Regions from separate parts of the Homo sapiens genome. Here region 1 is linked to region 2. Evidence: read pairs that join two places in POLR2A ChIA-PET (ENCODE). Cell type or tissue: IMR-90. All regions are shown on one strand. Each heading gives the region's core, and the rest is flanking DNA. Links, peaks and the distances in the headings are about the cores only. Region 1 overlaps AP4E1 (adaptor related protein complex 4 subunit epsilon 1). Region 2 overlaps MIR4713HG (MIR4713 host gene).

Region 1 (5,000 bases), core at 1-5,000, 200 kb before region 2:
AATGACACAGCTTTTTATATTCCTGAAAGAGAAAATGCAGTTGGCTCAACTTGAGTCAGGTGTTCTCTGTAGCCCAGTCAGTGGACAAGGGTCAGGCTCCAAATAAGGTTACAGGTATGACCACAGCCACTCTCACCCCTGTGGGTGGACGGGGCAGTTCTCAAAGGGAAGGGGGATGAATAATAATCGTTCAACAGTATTGATATATCTTTGTAAAAAGTACTCCTCAAAATTGTATTACATAAATTCTATTCTCCCAGAACATTATTCAGCTCTAAGAATGATCAATAATATTGCTTTGTAAAATGAAAAAATACTTAAATGATATATTAAACAAAAAGTACAGAGTATAAAGTTTTATTTATGCCTTGTTTATACCTAAGGCTGAAAGGAATTATACAAAAATGATAATTATATTCAGATATTAAGATTATGATTTTTAAACTTTTTATACTGAGAAATTATTTTCATAGTAAAAGAATGACAAGTTGGAGTGAAGGACAGGTGCTGTTTTTGAGCATCTGAGAATACCATGTAATGTATCCTCCTTTTGGTGGCTAATGAACCCACCTTGTACAAAATTTTGATTAGAGTGACATCCCAGGTCTTTCATCCTCCTCCTCCCATGGTGAAATTTCCCCTTCATTCCTGTCAGTACCAGGCCAGATGGTATACCATACTATATACTCTTTATCTTTGTCTCTTTCTTTTCTAGACTCACCAGTCTAGATCCCATTTCTGTCAGACTTGATATTTTCTCTTAAGAAAAAACAGATTCAGCCTAAAAATATTAATAACTAATGTATCTTAATATTTTCCGAGTTGACATTTGCAGATCAGCAGTAAAGTGACTGATCTTGGGTTTTTGAGTTGTTCTGGCAGGCTGTGATGAGAGGGTGGGTACCAGTGGAATGCTTGGTAAGAGCACACCAAAGTCAGATTACACCCAGGCTCATGGAGCCCTGGTTTGTGAACCTCATTGCTGGTATAGAAGTATTCCTGCCTATTTAACAAGTGCATAGCTTTCAGTTAGATTTTTTCCTTAGGAGAACATTCAGGGTGATATTAGATTTTTTGTGGTGAGTTTGAAATCGGAAATATTATTAGGATGTTTTTTCTGTTAATGATGCTAAATCCTTTTTGACTTACCCCTTATAATTCCCCCTCATTCCCACCCAGCTATCACTGAAGAGTAGAAAAAGGAGTGTATTTCTCTGTTTTATGAGACCCTGAATTCCGTAAGGAATTGTGTTGTAACTTAGATGCATAAAGAAGGAGGAACAGTTAACAATGACATAAAATTAGCATGTATCCTCTCACTTCTCAGCCCCGACCCTTCCTCTGATACTGGGGCAAAGCAGACAGGATTGGGACTAACTGAATGTGCTCCTTCTGTGTCATGCCTCATTTTGGATGGCTGTTTTTCTTCAGAAATCCTGTTCCCTACTGATTTTTCTTACGTTTAGCGTTCTCAGTTTCATACATCAAGGCTCTATTGATGTATTTCATTTTAACTAGCTTTTATTTTTAGGTCTGTGATCCATTTTGAATTAATTTTTTATATCACTTTAGAAAGGCCAAGGTTTATTATTTTTTTCACCCTTGGCTTATTTCACCTTCTTTTTTTTTTTTTTTTGAAACAGAGTCTTACTCTGTTACCCAGGCTGGAGCGCAGTGGCATGATATTGGCTCACTGCAACCTCCGCCTCAATTCGCCTGTCTCAGTCTCCCCAGTAGCTGGGATTACAGGCATGTGCCACCACGCCGAGCTCATTTTTATATTTTTAGTAGAGATGGGGTTTCACCATGTTGGCCAGGCTGGTCTCAAACTCCCGACTTCAAGTGATTCGCCTCCCTTGGCCTCCCAAAGTGTTGGGATTGCAGGTGTGAGCCGCCATGCCCGGCCTCACCTTCATTTTTAAGACATTTTTTTCTGAGTATGCAGTGCTAAACTGTTTCTTTTCTTCAAGCATTTTAACAAAGATGTCACTACGGTGTCTTCTGGCATGTATAGCTTCTGAATAATAACAGATTGACAATGCAGAAGAAAAGATCATTAAACTTGAAGACAAAGTAATAGAAACTATCCAAAATGAAACATAGACCAAAAAAAAAAAAGACCAGAAAAGACCAAAAAAAGAAAAAAGGAACAGAGAGCATCAGTGACTTGGGGGACAGTAACAAGCAGTCTAATATACATCTTTTTTTTTTTTTTTTTTTTTTTTTTGAGACAGAATCTTGCTCTGTTACCCAGGTTGGAGTGCAGTGTCACGATCTCAGCTTACTGCAACCTCTGCCTCCCAAGTTCAAGCAATTCTCCTGCCTCAGTCTCCCGAGTAGCTGGGATTACAGGCATGCGCTACCACGCCTGGCTAATTTTTTTTTTTTTTTTTTTTTCAGTAGAGACGGGGTTTCACCATGTTGGCCAAGCTGGTCTTGAACTCCTGGCCTCAAGTGATCCGCCTGCTTCAGCCTCCCAATGTGCTGGGATTACAGATATGAGTCACCATGCCTGACCTCTAATACACATCTACCTTGAGTCCCATTACTACTGAAAATAACTACTATTTGATAGTTATTAGTAACTATCGAAAATAACTACAGTAGTTTTTGTGCCCCCTTGTTTTTGTGTTAATAAAATGTTAGTTCTTATTAGGTGACTTCTGAATTTGGAGGTAAGAGACAAAAATCATCTGTTCAGAGTTGGAAGAAGGTGTTGGGGCTTGAGGAGAGTGACAGAGAAGATAAGAAAAGGGAACTAGAATTCTGGTCAACTAGAATCATGTAAAGGATGCTGTGTAGTGTCAAAGCCCCCCGGGGGAGTGGAGGTGGAGAGTAGTGCCAGTCTGCTGCACTGATTCTAAATAGAACTTTGCTAGGCAAGGGAACACTTGAACCATCACTCCTCTTACATAGATTCACAGACCATTCTTCAGAAAGTTTGGACCAACGATGTCAAGTTTGCCATTCTATCTCCTGAATGTGTGGCAAACATCACTAGTCAGTTATTGAGTTCTTTCCTGCTGAGTGTTCCAGTCAGCTACTGCCAGTTAATTCTTGAGGTAAAACCAGTTTTTCTTTCTGCTTACTAACTTACAGGCCATGAAATCATGATTATTATAGATGACTAAAACAGAGGTTGGGTCATCCCTGCATTCAAGAGTAACTTAGGCTTATACAGAACAACTATGGCAACTCAAAAAATGGTGAAGTTTCTCACTGCTTTTTAATTTGTTCAGTTCTATACTCTAGTATTCTGAAATCTAACAAGTTTTTTGTTCATGACTGACTTTTGGACCTTATTTCTTCTTCGGATTCCATGTGTTTTTTATGAGAAATAAGATTTAGCTAATAGTTCAAAGTTATATAGCTGTCAGGATTTTAGGGCTTAACATGTTATTTATCTCTGATTCTTTACTAATTTATTCTTTATAGATAGAACCTTAGCAAATTGTTATATTGCTGATTTGAAATTATAGATGAATGTTTAAAACTCATGACTAGTAGAATGATTTCTTTTTATATTATTATGTTTTATTTTTGCAGCTGGGAAAAGCAGATACTGTCTCTCACAAGTTCAGAAGGAAATCAAAAGTCAAAGAAGCTAAAAGTGGCGAAACAACCAGTACTCATAATATGACCTGTTCTTCCTTTAGTTCTTTGTCAAATGTGGCATATGAAGATGATTATTATTCGAATACTTTGCACGATACAGGAGACAAGGAATTAAAGAAATTTTCTCTCACTTCAGAACTTTTGGATTCTGAGTCACTCACAGAACTGCCCTTGGTTGAGAAATTCTCATATTGTAGTCTGTCTACACCTTCATTGTTTGCTAATAACAACATGGAAATTTTTCACCCTCCTCAATCTACTGCAGCCTCAGTTGCCAAGGAAAGCTCTTTAGCTTCATCTTTTTTGGAAGAAACTACTGAATACATACACTCAAATGCTATGGAAGTCTGTAATAATGAAACTATATCAGTGTCTTCTTATAAAATTTGGAAAGATGATTGTTTATTGATGGTCTGGTCAGTCACTAATAAGAGTGGTTTGGAATTGAAAAGTGCTGACTTAGAAATTTTTCCTGCAGAAAATTTCAAGGTAAAATTTAAAGGTATTATTGTTTTATTTTCAGTGTATATTTTGTGTTCTCTTTTCCTGTGCTCTTTAAATGTCTCCTTCACTTTTGTCATAAACACTAAAACGAAATTCTCAAATTATTTAGCAAAGTAGAAGATTAAGGAGTAAGGATATTGAAGAATAAATGTGTATACTGCTTACTTCTTTCTCTCACCAATTTATTTTTATATACCAAGTGCTCAGACATCAGTTCTCTTTCTTCCCTAGCTCTAACAGATTGCCATTGTGATTGCTGGAAGTATGTTTAATTGCATTATTGTATGGATGTCCTTGGTGGATTTATAATGAGATTTGACTAGTATATTTATCTTCCACAAAACTGGCCCAGTTTCTTCTATGAGCTAGAATGTGTTGAATGGGATATTGTCTGGGCCACTGACCAGAGCAAAAATTCCTGATACTAGATGTGCTTTAGAATCACCTGTGGGGCCAGGTGCGGTGGCTTATGCCTGTAATCCCAGCACTTTGGGAGGCTGAGGTGGGTGGATCACGAGGTCAGGAGTTTGAGACCAGCCTGACCAACATGGTGAAGCCCTGTCTCTACTAAAAATACAAAAATTAGCTGGGCATGGTGGTACGCACCTGTAATCCCAGCTACTCAGGAGGCTGAGGCAGGAGAATTGCTTGAACCTGGGAGACGGAGGTTGCAGTGAGCCAAGATTGCACCATTGCACTCTAGCCTGGGTGACAGAGTGAGACTCCATCTCAAAAAAAAAGAATCATCTGTGGAACTTAAAAAAACAGACCAAACCCTTCCCAGTTGCTTTAACTCTACCACCAAAGCTTGAGGGTAGAGAATGAGAATAGATGACATCTGTATTTGTATTTATATTTATATTTAAATTCTTTTAAAAATT
Region 2 (16,818 bases), core at 4,625-9,624:
GCTGCATTATCCACGACAGCAAGACAACAATAACTCCCGCTGCCCTGGCTATATTGCTTGGGGAGTTTGTGGGTGTGTGTGTTTCTTATTCTATTTTTCCATCTGGTGACTTTTGTTTTCTTATAAACGGTGCTGTTTAAATGCTTTCCACAAATGCAATCTTGAAAATAAACACATTGAGTGAACAAGAACAAAAGAAGATCCATTCTCGATGCTGATCACTGCTGAGAGGTTTCCTCAGCTGCAGGGAGATAGGAGATGAGCGGATGAGCAGATCATCAGTGTGAAATGCTGCTCACGGGTGCTGTTGGGATTGGATCCAATCGGAATGGCATTAATGGTGCCCTGGCCCCTGTACATACAGAAGGCTCAACAACTAGATACCCGTGAGCTACCAGCGGGCCTTGAAAATTTAGGAAGCTCATCTCCCAGTTGGCAAGTCAAAAAAAGCCCTGGTTTCATGACTTCTGGAGCTTCCTAGTAAAAGAACCCTGTGGCTCGATTGTCACTTCATCCTGCAGAGATTATCGTCAATCTTTTCCCATCTTCTTCAACCAACCACCTCCTTTTGATCACTGCCTTAGTTTGGGCCCCCCCGGAAGTAGATGCTGAGACAGATTTGAGCATAGGCAATTTATCTGGGAGGGGCAGAGAATGTCAGTAGGGGAGGGGGAAATGGGGAAGTGATTCAGGAAGGAAGGCAGCCAACAAAGGATGCAGTTCCACCAGCTCTCATAGCAGGCAGATGGAGCTTAGTCCTGTGGGGAAGCTCTGGAAACCAATATCAAACACACACCTCAGAATATTACCACCCGAGGGAGAGGACGGGGGTGTTTATACAGCAGCTTCCAGGTGCATTGGTAGAAGTCTGCTCCCTAGGGGTGTTAATTCTCCCCCACTTCTGGCTTTCGTTGCATGTGAGTTGAGGGGTTTTCCACAGTTTTGGAAAAAGTCCCAGGCACAGGCATAGAGACACACAGTTTGAAGTTGGCTGAAGTCCACTGAAAGGTCTGAGGGATGTGTCTGGGACACTAACAGCCTCTTTTTTCACCATACGCACGGCTTCAGGTGAGCAACTCCCTGGGAGTTAGAGTGATGGGGCCATGTCTGAACGGTTTTCTCCTCCTAGTATTTTCCATTTTTTTGTTTCACCACCATCAAGTTACCACACATCAGAACTACTCCCCACACACCCCCACCTCCATTCCCTGGGTGTGAGTTCTTGAGAACTGCAAAGAATTGATTCCTTGCCTTTATGGGGGAAGATGCCGAGAATCATGTCTTGACAGCTCATGCATGAACCACCATAGGGACCCCTGATCCCAGCTGCCCCAGGAAGCAGCAGCTGTCTGCTGGCAGCAGGACATCAGTTGTTGTGGGTGGTGATGCTCCAACCCTGGCTTCCTTCTCCGGAGTATGCAGCCACAGAGACGTGGCAGATCAAGAGTGCTGTATCAGTTATGCTGCCTTTAGCGGCAATAACAGAAAACCCCAACTTGAACTGGTTTAAGCAATACAGAAAATGTATTTGATTTCACCAAACAGGAAATTTGAGGTAGAGTGCCCCAGGTTAATTCAGGGCCCCTAGTACTTTCCACCTCCTCATCTTGCTATCTGCAGCATGGCAACTTTGTTTTCTGGTATCTCCATTGTTTGCCAGGTGGCTGCTGCAGGGTCAGGTCTCATGCACATAACACAGGCCTTCCAGACCCAGCTACTGTGGCGTGGAGGAAGCCCACACCACCCTATACAAGGAGACCATAGGGAGAGGCCAAGTGTAGATGTTCTGCCCAGTAGCTAGCTGAGATCCCAGCCGACAGCCAGAACGTGAGCAAGGACAGCTCCAGGTGATGCCAGCCCCTGTCATCCGTCAGTCACCCTCAGCCATTGAGCTTTCCCAGTGGAGGGTCCAGACATAATGGGGCAGAGACAAGCCACCCCCATGGTACCCTCTCAGAGTTACTGACCCACAGAATCCGAGAGCTTAAGAACATAGTGCTTTATGTCGTAAAGTTTTAGGGTGTTTTTAAAGCAACAATAGAAACTGGAACATTGCTCCTGGTGGCATTTGCTTTGTTTCTGAGGAAAATCTGAGGGGAAGTTAAGGGGCTTTCGATGTTCATTACCTGCCACTGTTCATGTCTTAGAGAGGGGCCCAGAATCACTGGTGGATAGAGAAAAAGCTGGCCCGGTGCCCGGACACGTGGTAGGGGCCAGAAAGGCTTCTTTTTCATGGGTAATGTGTTCCATTATCCTGGAGACACCAGGAGAGGGCTTTCCAAGAAAGGTTATTGGGATCAGGCCACATGTTGGAATACCCCTCAAAGGATAGTCTCAAAGGTTTCTGAAGACTCCCAAATCCCAGAATCTCATTACTTCTCCCGAAGCCCTTGCCATTCTGTTCCAACTACCACCGTCTCCTGTCTGAGCTACTGTAAGTGGCTGCTGAGTGATTTCCTGCGTCACCCCTGCCCCACTAGACTTCATTGTCCATGAAGTGACCAGAATAGTTCTTTTACCTAAGCCAGCCCGTGTATTTGGTCTGCTCAGGACCACCTTCGAGTCACTCAGCATAGAAGGCCCCTCTGGGTCTGCACCTCCTGCCTCTCTCCAACACGTCTCTAACATGCGTGCCCTCATCCACTTTGGTCCAGCCACAATGGCTTCCTGTTGCTCCTCAAACATGACAAGTGTCCTCTCACCTTAGGGCCTTTGCACCGCTGTTCCCGCCATCCAGAATGTTCTTCTCCCAAAGAGCTGCATGGCTTATTCCCTCACCTCCTTCAGGTTTTACACAAATGCCCCTAAATGAGGCCTTCCCTGACCACCCTAAGTACACTTGCACACTCTACCCCCACCCCTGGCTCTCTGTATCCTTTCTCTCTCTAATTTTCTCTACCAATCTTATCCCTAGCTAACATACTATATGTTTTACTTATTTATGATGTTTAGTATCTAAATGCTCCACTGAAATTATAGCCCTATGGAAGCAGGGATTTTTGCCTGTTTTATTCAGCCTAGAACAGTGCCTGACACATAATAGGCCCTCCATTAATATATGCTAAATGAATAACATGTCTGACCTCTCCTTATCATCAGTCCTACATTTCAACTTCTGGCTGGACAGTGCTGCCCGAGGTCCTGCCAGCATGTCAGATCCACCCTCACATCCTAGCATCTAGGATCAGGCCTCTCAGCCTCCTCCACACACAGTGGGGCTGATTGGCTTAGCCTGGGTTTAAATCCAGCTCCTTGTCACTTCCCAACTAGAAAGACGCAGTAACATGCACCCCCTCATGTGGTTGCCTTTAGCATGTGATAAATGAGGAATGAAACGACAGGACACGCTGCTCCCTGGGCATCCTGCCTGGCAGAGAACAAATGCTTAATAAATGCCAGCCATTACGACTGCCATCACTAGCTACTTCTTCTCTTAAAAGAAATTCCTGTGCAGGCATGGTGGCTCACACCTGTAATCTCAGCACTTTGGGAGGCCAAGGTGGGCGGATTGCTTTAGCCCAGGAGTTCACAACCAGCCTGGTCAACATAGAGAAACCCTGCCTCTACAAAAAATACAAAATTAGCTGGGCCTGCTGGTCCCAGCTACTGAGGAGGCTGAGGTGGGAGAATTGCTTGAGCCCAGGAGGTGGAGGTTGCAGTGAGCCAACATCATGCCACTGTATTCCAGCCTGGGTGACAGAGAGAGACCCTGTCTCAAAAAAAAAAAAAAAAAAAAAAAGAAAGAAAGAAAGAAAGAAAGAAAGAAAGAAAGAAAGAGATTCCTTATGCATCTTTGTTCCTGTGGTTAAGAATTGTAAAATACTTACTTTTTGCTTTGGTAAATTAATGATAACTTGACTTATTTTTAGTTTCGTTCTATACTTCACCTTGGGAGGGTTACAATGTGTTTTTTAGGTCATGGGAAAATAATAATGATGAATAGTGCTCTGTTGATCAAAAAACCCAAGAGCCACAAGCACTTACTCAATGCATCCTCCACCAGAAGCTGCAGTCTCTCGTGGACAATAACAATGAAAATAGCTGCCATTTATCACATGTTCAGGGCAGAGGTGGTACCAAGAGCCTCACGTATATCACCTTACTTAATTTTCACACTGCCCTTTCCCAACCCAGGAAATAGGTACTGTGGTATCACTGACATTTTAAAGAGGAAGAAATGAAACTTGGGGAATTTGTTAATTTGCCCAGACCACAGAACTAGAAAAGGGACCTAGTTCCCTTTCCTAGGAGAACCTCTATTAATATATGCTAAATGAATAACATATTTGACCTCTCCTTAGCATCAGCCCTACATTTCAACTTCTGGCTGGACAGTGCTGCCTGGAGGTCCTGCCAGCACGTCAGATCCACCCTCACATCCTAGCATCTAGGATCAGGCCTCTCAGCCTGCTCCACACACAGTGGGGCTGATTGGCTTAGCCTGGGTTTAAATCCCAGCTCCTTGTCACTTCCCAGCTAGAAAGAGGCAGTAACATGCACCCCCTCATACGGTTGCCTTTAGCATGTGATAAATGAGGAATGAAATGACAGGACATGCTGCTCCCTGGGCATCCTGCCTGGCAAAGAACAAATGCTTAATAAATGCCAGCCATTACGACTGCCATCACTAGCTACTTCTTCTCTTAAAAGAAATTCCTGTACAGGCGTGATGGGACAGGGAAAGAAGAACCTAAACCTCAGTCCTTCAGGATCCTGTGTTTGCGCCTCCCCAGTTAGCCACATTGTTTTCTTTTTTTGCACCACCAAATTCCAGCAATCCAGTTTGGTCCCTCAGCCCCTGGGCAGCCCATGATGGGGCCCGCAGCTCTGGCCTTGCCACAATCCTTCCCTGCTCACTGTTTATTGCCTTTGGGCCAGGCAGAGTTCCTTCCAAAATCCACTCTGCCTTCCGCTGTCCATGCCAACCCTGGCCAGGAAGCGGAGGACAAGGCCAACCTGGGCCCTGGCCTCACGCCTGCCCTATGAGGTCCACTGGGCCTCCTGCCAGCAGATCATGGTACAGTGAAGAGGGGGCCTTCCTCAGGAAACCCAGGGGCCACGCATCTGAACCTGACCTCTTCCCATGTGATAGAGGATAGTCTTTTTAAATAAGTAAAATCATGGTTCTCATGGAAATGTACAATGAACACATATCAAAGATTTTATTTAACTCCCTAGTTGAACGAGGGAACTGGTAAGATGTTACAACTGGTTCAAAGAAGTCAAAACAACTGCAAGTTTATATGGCGTAAAGAAATGTTGAAACAATTTTATGTATATATTTGAAACTTGCTTTATTATTGGGAGGGGGCACAGAAACCAAAACGTTCTGCTGTGAGATTCAGCCACATTGTTGTATGTAGTTGAAGTTTGTCATTCTCATTGCTGTCTCAAAATACAATGTATTCACCCATTCTGCAATTGGCAGACATTGGGGGCAGTTTCCAATGTATGGTTCCAGCACATACCTTTTGGCCAACAGAGGTGCACATTTTTATGGGGTCTTCTTAGTCTTTAAAAGAAAAGTGGTCAGTTGTTTGGCCAAGACATTTTCTTGACCCAGGCTTAACAGATGAATCAGCCTGTTATCTCCTTTGCCATAATCAGCAATTTTTCTTTTGTACTTTCTCTTCCTTGAAGTGCACCATTCCATCTGCAGGATTCTTCAACATTGCTGAGCAAGGCCAGTGGCTGTCCTGTTATATTTTTAACATATGCAGGTGACTTATTTACATCCTGGCTACAGACTGGCTCAGGGGTGAGGGGACGAAAGCAGCTGCCCGAGCTGGCCGGTGAACCTGGACACTCAGCTGTCCAGCCAGCTGACGCTGTGACTTTCTCCCTTCAGACACTCAGTTGTGTTTTTCCACTCCGGAAACAGTGATTTCTACCCCCTGCCCTTCTCTGTCTCTTGATGGGAAATCTATCGCTAGTTGGCCTCGCTGTCCCTTGCTCTGCTCCTGAAATGGATACTAAAAGCAACTTATTTCTGAACCTGTGCTTTTCAGCTCACACTTCCACATCGTCCCTTTCTTTTGTCCCTTTCTTTTCTTCTCTGCCCGCATGATGGGCTGGCCCTTGGCAAGGTCTTTACTTTCACTGTGTTTTCTTTCTTTCCCCAGAGTCTCCGATCCTGTCTTTCTCAGAGGTGTTTTCATTGTTGCTGTTTCTCCTCCGTCTCTCATCCCCTCAGGCCTCGTTAGTCACTTCCTTACCTGTAAATATTTTTTTTTTTTTTTTTTTTTTTTTTTTGCCGGTGGTTGGGGGGGAGGTGGGGGAGGGGGGTTAGTGGACTTCCTTTCCCCAAAGTGCTCCGCTCTGACTCCCATCAGTAAGGCAGCAAGCCCAGACCCGTTAGTGGCCTTCCTTTCCCCAAAGTGCTCCGCTCTGACTCCCATCAGTAAGGCAGCAAGCCCAGACCCCGGCATGGAGCAGGTCAGGCAAGAGATGTATGCAGTGACTTAATAAATAAAATAGAATGGAATACGAGAACCAACAGAAAAGAAGCATGTAGAGCCGCTGGTCCTGAGGATCAAAAGAGCAGCAAAGATAGGCCTTCAGCTTTGGTGCTGAGCTTCCTCATAACAGGGGCAATCAAAGAAATAAGAGATTACAGTGTTGATAATAGATAAATGATAGAAAATAATTGTAACATTTTTGAAGGAGCGTCTTATTAATTTTTCTGTCTTCTAAACGCTTGTTTGGGTCAGGGCCTTAAGCATAGTAGATGCTCAATAAATACTTGTTTAAAGGATGAGTTAAAAGTAAAATCACGTATTATTGCTGGCTAATATGTATTGAGTACTTACTACATAGCAGGAAATTTCTAATTTGTTTCACCCAACAACCCCAGTAGGTGGGCACTATGGTTCTCCGCTTTTTCAAATGTGGAAACCACAGAGTAACTTCCCCAAGGTCACAGCTCTTCAGCGACCAGGTTATGATGTAAACTCAAGTGCCCGGATTGGAGCCAGCCACTAGGGAATCTGAAATGATGGAGCAAATGAGCATTTAGGGGTATTTTCATTTTACCAGACAGTAATACCAACCTGACTGGCTTTTTACTGCTGGCCCCTGGCAGGCAGCCCAGTTCAGTGAGCAGCCCTGCTAGAAACCAAGGCAGGCAGGCTCCCCTCTACCGGGAGCTGCCCGGCTTCAAAGCCGGTAAACCTTTTCCCTATCTGCCCCCTGCTGGCGGATGTGAGCATAGCAGGGCTCTCTCCCGACTCCTTGCAAGAGCACCCTGGAAAAGAGAGCGAGGCTGAGTGAAACCCCGGCTGCTGCTTGGGCTTCCGTAATTGTAGGGGAGTGGTGAATTGCCATAACCCCAAACTGGGACCTGGGCTCTGACATATAGGAATGTCTTAGGATGGGCTGGTTAAAATTGGTTGCTCTCCTGGCAAAGCTAGTTTGTGTAGTCACTGGATGTGGGGTGGAAACAGTGGGGCTTGGGGGAGGACGGTGGGGAATTAGAGATCATCTTTAAAAGCATTGGAACACCATTCAGGGGGCTCTGGGTTCTTGTCCAAGGGTCACCTACTCCAGCGGCAGGTATCCTGTCTGAAGCTGTGTCCTAATTTGTAAAAGGAGGCATTAGACTACATGACGTCTAATGGTCCTTCGATCTGAAATCTCTACCTGTAAGCTCTTTAAAGATTCCTCTAAGCAGGTCTCCTCGCTGGATCTCACATTCTCTCCCCAAAGGTCTTCCCCAGTGCCCATACCACATCTCCAGCCCTGCTCACCTGCATCCCCCTGTGGCCAGACAACTTGCTAACTCCAGCTGCCCACCCTGACCCCCAACCTGAGCCAGCTTTGTATGAGGTCCCCAGGCCCTGTTCACTAAGAATGGGAATCTTATGGTTCAGAAAGAAACTAGCCTGTGCTTCTTGGTCTTGAGGCCAGTTTGCCTCTCACTTCCTGACAAGTCCAAACCCAGGACAGCTGAGACAGCGAGAGCTATCAAGAAATGAGGGGAAGGGAGCTGCCGGCACTTTCTGTTGAGCAAATGGCTGAAGTTCCCAGAAAAGCTGGAGCGGAGGAACTCTGGGGAGGCACATAAAGTTGTTGTGGTCCAGGAATGGATGCCTGAGGAGCCCAGAAATTCCCAAGGGAAATGTTGTAGGGGTCGGAGTTCCTGTGCCAGCAGGGGTGGGAGGTACAGCCAGCCGTACGTGACTATTGCTATTAATGTGACCTCATGTTCAACCCTGGTGTTTTCTAAAGAAACAAGACTTTCCAGAGAATTTTTGTATTTATTTTGGGGCACCCATATATACACATATATTCAGCCTCAGCAGAGCCTAAGGCAGGGTTCCTGGGGTGAAGGACAAATTATTTTTCTTAGTTTTCAACCCATAGGGACTGACACTTTAAAAAATGCGATAAAAATAAATTATTAGAAAATGAAATGAAGACCACCAAAACTAGTCTCTACTCTTCCTTCCCTTCCCTTTTTCTTTCTTTCTTTCTCCTTCTTTCTTTCTTTCTTTCTCTTTCTTTCCTTCTTTCTTTTCTCTCTGTTTTTCTCTTTCTTTCCCTTTCTCTCTCTCTTTCTTTCTTTCTCTTTCTTTCTTTCTTTCTTTCTCTCTCTCTCTCTCTCTCTCTTTTCTTTTCTTTTTTCTTTCTTTTCGACAGAGTCTTGTTCTGTCACCCAGGCTAGAGTGCAGTGGTGTGATCTCAGCTCACTACAACCTTCACCTCCCAGGTGCAAGCGATTCTCCTGCCTCAGCCTCCCAAGTAACTGGGATTACAGGCATATGCCACCAGTCCAGCTAATTTTGGTACTTTTAGTAGGGTTGGGGCTTCACCATGTTGGCTAGGATGGTCTCAAACTCCTGACCTCAAGTGATCCACCCCTGGCTTGGCCTCCCAAAGTGCTGGGATTAGAGGTGTGAGCCACCATGCCCAGCCTCTACTCTTTTTCATGAGGCAAATCCTCTGGTGATGTGCTTAATGATGTGGCTGTTGTCAAATTGCTGTAAATTTTCTAGACACCGATTTTGTATCTATGTTTATCTCACCAGGAACCCTCAAACAGTTTGCAGACTAGCCCCAGCCTATGGGTACACTTTGAGAAGACCTGGTCTAAGCCACTCTTACTTCTGTATTCTCTGGAGATGAAGGACATCAGTGGGGATAACAATTTTTAACAAATAGACAGTTTCCACAAAGAGGAGAGGAGTATTCATAGCACTTTATTTGTCAACTTTACAAATTACACAGTCACATTAAAGGTACATTTTGTGTGCAGATGACCATGGCATTCTGAGGAATAATTGAGTTTCTCGGCATCACTAGGACTATTGTTTTCCTACTTTAAACTTGGACATGCTTCATGCTTAGGATACCAGACAGTAAAAAGTACGGGAACACTAGCACATTACAAAATTTTTATAAAACTGTACTTTACTCACCCTAAAAGCCCACATCCATGTTACTTTATTGAGAAAAACATGTCCAGAAATGGCCACAAACAGGGGCTGTCTCTTATGGGACAGTAGTCAACTCATCACCTATCTTTCCTATTTTCCACTTATTTTCAGCTTTGAATTTTAATAACTGCATTTCATCCGTTTCTGTTTTGATTTCAGCTACAAAGTGAATTACATTTTTTAAATTAGAAAATAAGGATTTCACATTATATTTAATGTTTTAGGTACATTAGCAATCTGGCTTCAAAATGATCCTCTTGTTTGGAAACACCCTGAAAATATGAAGGAAAAGACAGTCCTAACCCCCTGAATGAAGTGTGATTTTAATGGAATAATATTGGTTTTCAGTAGACATACCAGAACTTCTACGTTAAATTTAGGGATCATACTGTTATTCTAATGATGCTGCCACTGCTTGGAAGAATTTTGGAATGGCTTTTTTTTTTTTTTTTTTTTTGGAATTGCCTTCAGTGGACAATTTTGAAGAGAGATGAATAAGAAATAGTGTTGGGCTGTGCACGGCAGAGGCCACTGGCCTAAAAGGCTCCATGTGAGCCAATGATTTCCTAACTTCCTGTGTTCACAGTGTGCTTCATGCTACTACTGCCTTTATTAAAGTAATCAAGGACCCCAAACACGGCTAAAGACAGTGAAAGTTATGATGAAATTAAAGTGTAGTCACAGTGTAGTTACAACTACATGATGAGGTTGTCTCAGAGGGTTTCCAAAGGCACACATAGTTGTGACTCTATTCATTTAGTCACCTGGGTCACAATTTGAAAAGAGTCCTTGCTGTCCTGATCAGGCTCGCTTTTTTTTTTTTTAATCAAAGACGAAGTTCCTGCATGTCCCCTGGGTGTCCTTGGCATAGCTGCCCTGTGTTCCTGCCCCTTCCTCTTAGGAGTCACAACCCCTAAACACTATACCACATCACACCTCGCACTTAGCTCAACTCCGAAATCATATGTAATAAAATTCATTTCACACGTGGGTCACATGTGGATCAAGTGTGATTGCACCACGGCGAGGGATTTGCGGTACCAGTAGCTGCAGCATAGGAACTGAGCAGCACTAGTCCCAGGTAGCTGGAGACACAGCCTTAGATAGGAGTCTTCCTCAGCATAGCGAACAGGGACACACGTTTCTTTATTGTAAAGCACCAAAATTATAGATACCAGCCAAGCATTAGAGGATTAACTACAACAGAGATATCATCCAGGTACCATGTCCAGCACCCTGGGAAGACAATAATCAACCCTCCTGAAAGAATGTGAGGCCGGGTAGCTGGTGGGAACCTTTGATACACATTAATAAACTTTATCATTACAGTGATATGTAATGATCATATTACATTAATGATTACATTTAATCATTTGAGACTTACGGAAAGAATTGTAGTGGAATCTTTTAGATATGTGTAAACTAACAACATAATTTTAGGATTATACTATGTCAATTCAGGTGTAGGTAAGACAGCCAGTGAAAAATTATGTGAAGCAAATAATTGGAAAACTTTATATATATGTTTCAAAATCTAGCTGAGACCTCCAAGGATAACTGGGCTCCTAAATAATGCCATTTTGCCTTTGATGTTGGGGCAGCCCTGTGGTTTAGGATCTGGCTTCCATGGGTTTGTCTGTGTCGTGCAGACGATCCAGTGGTCTAGAAGTTCTGGCCAACATGCCAAGTCTCTGGCACACATGCTTCAGAGGGTCCTGGTGTGAATCTACTTTAGTTTCTTGTCCCTCCTCTGTCCCATCATGTAACCCACTTTCTTCCTCTCACCTGCTTTCCCTATGTGACATGCCCTCCAGTTTCTTCAGCCCACATCCTCCAGCTTCATCCAGCCATTTTCCCCACCATGGTCATTCCGCATCTGCTGCCCTGTCTAAACCATGGGAAGAGACAAATCTGGAGGAGAGGTAAGGGATGATGGAGGCACAGATCACAGATCTAGGAACTGGGGGTAGAGAGGGGAGAGCCAGTGGCAGAGGGGCCAGAGACAGGAACGGGCAAGAGTGTGAGCTGGGCACTTGAAACAGGGCTTCCTCTCACTTTATAATCTTCCCTGTGCTTCCCAGGGTCTATGCATTTGCACCTGCACCTGCATTTGTGGCCAGGTTCAGGGCACCTTTCCTAATCCATCCCTCAATCACAGCAAAACACCCTCAACTGTTGGCTCCACTTTGTCTCTATAAATGGTACCTCAGTAATATGAACTGAAACAAGTTATTTAAGACCATGGGTTAACAAATAAAGGGTTTTAGCCAGATGATAACAAAATTACTTTGCAGACATATTGCATTTTCCAAGAAACCACACAATATATGTACACCACTCATAAAGAATTTCTTACTTAAAATAAATGTAAATGAACTTGGCTTCTGGGACAACAAACTATTTAGAGCTGTGGTTAATCCCCAGCATTTAAAGGATGTGGGGTAAAAGATGGAGTCCTGACAGTGGCTGTGGGAAGTAGCTTTTCAAGCCCAAGTTGAGGCTACAGGATCAGTTGTTTGGACAAGAGAGACAGAAGCCAGGCTGTGTAGCCAGGTCTGAGGAGTCCAGCTAAGGAAGGCAAGGGTTTGGCTATAACAGGGACATCTCACCAGCTTCTTGCCTAGTCTGGCTGCTGGGCATAGCTACCACTATCTAGATCAGCCTGGGCAACAGGAGACACTGTCTGTACAATTTTTTTTTAAATTAGCTGGACATGGTGACTCGTACCTGTATTTCTAGCTACTTGGGAGGCTGAGGTGGGAGAATAGCTTGAGCCCAGGAGTTTGTGGCTGCAGTGAACTATGACTGCACCACTGCAGTCCAGACTGGGTGTCAGAGCGAGCCCTCGTCTCTTAAAAAAAGAAAAAAGTCAATTTTCAACCACCTCACACCCATCAGGCTGGCTACTATTTAAGAAAACAAAAACAAACAGAAAATTGCACTGTTGGTGGGAATATAAATTGGTATAGCCATTATGGAAAACAGTATGGTAGTTCCTCAAAAAAAAATGAAAAAGAGAATTAGTGTATGATCTGGCAATTCCACTTCTGGCTATATATCTAAAATAACTGAAAGCAGGGACTTGAAGAGATGTTTGTACATGAAAGTTTGTAGCAGCATTATTCACAATAGCCCAAGTGCATATAGACAGATCAATGGATAATAAAATGTAGTATATGTATACAATGAAACATTATTCAGCCTTAAAAAGAAAGGCTATTTGGACACATGTCACAACATGGATGAAACTTGAGGACATTGTGCTAAGTGAAATAAGCCAATAAGGACAAATCCTATGTGATTATACTTACGTGAGGTATCTGGAGTCATGAAATTCATAGAGACAGAAAATAGAATGGTGGTTGTCAGGGGTTTGGGAGGAAGGAAAAATGAAAATGTTTGCTGGGTACAGAATTTTAGTTTTGCAAGATGAAAAAGTTCTGCTGTGAGTGGTATACAACAAGGTGAATGTACAAGTACCACTGAGCTGTATAAAAAATGGTTAAGATGGTACATTTTATGTTATGTATATTTTGTCACAATTAAAAAGTTTTTAGAAAGGGAAAAAAAAAGAGGGTTACGTCTTCCCATCTGTGCATCTCACGACTGTGTTATTACTGAGAGCTCGATGCCAGTCCCTTAGAAACACAAGGATGACTTGAAAACTTATGTACCAATTCATTTCCTCCAATTTCCCCCCTAATGAATAGAACCATAGTTCATCAGGAAAAAAAAAAGTAACTTTAATATAGGCCAACTAGACCAAGGCTGGCCCACGTCCAGACCTCAGAGGAGGGAAGTGCTGAAAAAATCAGCTTCATTCATCAATGGGCAAGGCATCTTTTGCCATTTCTGCCTTGCCTTGCACAGGCAGGCTGAGATACGGTCTTGCTTTATGGTTCAGGAGAGAGGGCCAGAACCAGGCTGGCAGGGCCCTCTGCTGGGAGGCGGCCTCCAGGGCTGAACTGAGATTTAAACCCCATCCCTGGGGTGGTGGCACCACTGCAGAGGCAGCAAACAGCCCTACAGCTGGCAGCCAGTAGCCTGAGCTTCCTGGCAGGGAAAGCTAGACTTTACTGAGCACAGCCTGGACTGAGAATAGGGAGGCCGAGCTTCCAGTCCTCATATTGCCCTAAATAGCTGTGTGGCCATACACAAAACGTTCTTAACTTCTAATACCTCAGGGTTTGTAGATGGTGGATTGTGCCCACTCTAGCCAGAAATTTCCATTAAGCTATGAACGTAGTAAAATCATATAAAGAATTTCCCCGAGACCCTGAGATATGATTAATTTCCAAGAAGAAAAGGTGCCGTTCTTTCATCCTAAAGAAACTTAGTCATTTTTATTTCCAGAATCTGTATGAGGGTCTTTGAAGCTCTGACTCATTTGAGACATTCAGATGTGAAGTCTGGTCTGATGGTAATTTTAAGTGAGGAAGAAAGCTGGTTATAGAGCAAAAGTTTAAAGAGGAAAAGAATACTAAGTGCGGGCATCAGTTATGTCTGTCTTGTGTGATAGTAAAATGAACACAGGACTTCAAGTCAGAAAAGCTTTGTTCAAGTCTCTCTTATTGCCCCTCCCACACCCGCCCCAGCTGTCCTCTCATCCTCCAGGAGCCATTCTCCGTGCAGCAGCCAGAGGGATTATTTTAAAACATATTAGGTCATAACATCCTCCGGCTTAAACCCTCTAGTGAGTTCCGACTGCACTTAAATGGCACATACACCAGCGGTGTTCTGGTAAGTGTTTAACAACTGGCTCTCTTGGAGGAGAGATCTGGGAGAAGAACCTGGGTTTGTTGTATTTGCCAATTATCATGGTGTAAATACTCCCACTATGGCCAATTTCAAGCTATCAATTTGACATTAATCAGCTCTTAAAACCCTGAAAACTTAACAAGTGGCTCTCATGAGCTAGAATGAGCCAGATCCAGCAACTCTTTCTATTTAAAATCCAGCTTCCTTCTGAGACCCTCACGGCCCAGTGTGGTTGTCCATCTTGCCAGCTTCACCTTGTTTCATGTTCCCTCTGATCATGACACTGCAGCCACTCTGCCTGTGTCAAATATTCCGTCTCAAATATACACCCTTAAATATTCCAAGCTTGATCTCACATGAGAGCCTTCTCACTTGCTGTTCCCTCCACCTGGAACTTTCTTCTCTAGATCTTGACTGGTTATTCTTTGTCAGTTTGATCTTAACTTCAATATGTCAGGGAGGCCTTACCTGAGCATCTAATTCCAAAATAGAGCCCCGTCCCCCATTACTATCTCATTACCCAGTTTATTTGCTTCATAGCCCTTGCCACTATCTGAAATGATGTGTTTCATTATTTGTTACCTTATTTGTTAGTTCTGTTTTGACATATAGAGTGCAAAGTTATAGGCACTAAGAACAAGGTCCAGCACATAGTATGTGGCAATAAATGTTTGTTGAAGAAATAAATGATTAATAGGTCAAAAATAAATTATTTCTGCTATAAGATGGAGTTATTTAAGCAGTAGAAAATTCCCAAATTCATTCTGACAACTTATAAAACTGGTTTCAAAGTTTTTTTTTTTTTTCAGTTGACATAGTTTTCTTTTGATGTGGAGAAAAGTATACATGCACTTTTAAAGACCAGATCAGGAACAGTCTTCTCTTCAAAATGAATGATTTGAAAGACCTCTAGGCCAGGGAGAAGGAGGAGGAGGAAGAAAACAAAAATATGTAATTGGCGTATTCATTTTCCTAAGAGCCACGTGAAGAGAAGAGGACCAAAGGAAGAGCAAAGAAAGGAAACAGACATTCTCTGAACATCGTTGCTGCCCCTTACATGCTGGGTTCTAATACTCAAGATCTGCCTAATGGAAGAATCCTGTGGGGCATGTGTTTCACAGATGAGTAAAACTAGGCTGTAGGAGGTTAAGCAACTTGCCCCAGGACACACAGCTGGTAAACAGTAGAATTTAATTCTAAGTAGACCAAGTTCAAACTTTTCCTGATTATGTATCTCCTATATAATAGGAGGTAGGGTGGCAGGAGGGTCTCCTCCAGAGGAAATTCTATGAACAAAGAAACCACATGAGTAATGATGTCAGATACCTAACAGAAGATTTTAATTATGGTAATATCCATTCTTAATTCACTGGGATGAAAGAAGAGACACATTTTCATAGTTTGAATCCTTATGAGTAAAGAGTTTGATGGGAACTTCAGAAGAGTGGAAAAAGCACTTTTTTTTTTTTGAGACAGAGTCTCACCCAGGCTGGAGTGCGGTGGTGCAATCGCAGCTCACTGCAACCTCTGCCTCCCAGGTTCAAGCAATTCTCCTGCCTCAGCCTCCCGTGTAGCTGGGATTACAGGCACCTGCCACCACATCCGGCTAATTTTTGTATTTTTAGTAGAGATGGGGTTTCACCGTGTTGGCCAGGCTGGTCTTGAACTGCTGACCTCAGGTGATCTGCCCGCTTCGGCCTCCCAAAGTGCTGGGATTATAGGCGCGAGCCACCATGCCCGGCTGGAAAAAGCACTTTTAGTTGATCACTGTATCAAAAAAAAAAAAAAAAAAAAAACCAGGATTACAGTGATAATTTTCTAGTGATTTATTTGAGCAGGATAAAATCCTGTTTGGTAGCTTCCATATTTGTCACAGCTGTTGTGGCTTGATGGACTTAACAGTCTTGGGACACATGGCTACTTGGGTTGGGGTGTAGGTTGGGGACATTTATGCAATAGAACAGTGTGCAAGGGAAGACGTTAATTGTCTTCCAAGTGCTTCCACTTAGGGGCATAGAGGAGTTATAATCTGTGCAGGGCTGCAGAAGACCTGCCCCAATAAGGCTGAAGACTCCACGAAGATAGGGTGCAGAATGTGATCAAGAGGGGTCTTGGGTATAAAGCATGAAGATAAAAAAACCTTCTAGACTAGATCAGCGCTTCTCAGCCTTTAACATGCAACCAGAGCGCATGAGGATCTTGTTGCAGTGCAGATTTGGACTCAGCAGGTCCAGGTGGGGCCTGGGCATTCCTATTACAACAAACTCCCAGGCGGTGCTGCTGCGACTGCTCTGGGGATCACACAGCTACACATTTTGGCTCACCTTGCTACTCAAAATGTGGGCCACCTACCTCAGCATCAGTGTGACCTGGGAGCTTGTTAGAAATGCAGAACCTCAGGCGCTACTCACACCCAGAGTCAGAACTTGAATTGTATCAAAATCACTAGGTGATTCACACATTAATGCTTAGACATTACTGCTCTAAAAATTGAGAAGTGCCAGTCTATTCTGGGGGTGCAGTGGGTCAAATGGGGGCCCCCAAAAGATAAGTTTACATCCAAATCCTTGAACCCATGAATCTGACCTGATTTGGACAAAAGGATCTTTGCAGATGTAGATTAAAA

What was found. ChIA-PET counts read pairs that join two places held together with the same protein. Peaks named below come from ENCODE experiments on the same cell type or tissue, not always from the same donor. Only the 100,000 strongest peaks of a DNase experiment are listed, where the experiment ranks them.
Region 1: POLR2A ChIA-PET joins it to region 2 with 5 read pairs; 1 of 35 experiments calls an interaction of 5 or more read pairs at or near these places.

The regions. Positions count from the first base shown.
Region 1 is chr15:50,993,780-50,998,779 of GRCh38, forward strand. It overlaps AP4E1 (adaptor related protein complex 4 subunit epsilon 1), which reads left to right. Exons shown (of 21, transcript NM_007347.5): 18 at 3,547-4,104. Among named protein-coding and RNA genes, the nearest start is that of MIR4713HG, 41 kb to the right of the region's middle. In IMR-90, for the core only: no CTCF peak of the experiment used is centred there; a DNase peak (open chromatin) is centred at 3,072.
Region 2 is chr15:51,185,670-51,202,487 of GRCh38, forward strand. The region is part of intron 1 of MIR4713HG (MIR4713 host gene); the gene reads left to right. Among named protein-coding and RNA genes, the nearest start is that of MIR4713, 48 kb to the right of the region's middle. In IMR-90, for the core only: a CTCF peak has its summit at 7,192 (motif pointing left); a DNase peak (open chromatin) is centred at 7,172; H3K27me3 peaks cover 1,307 bases.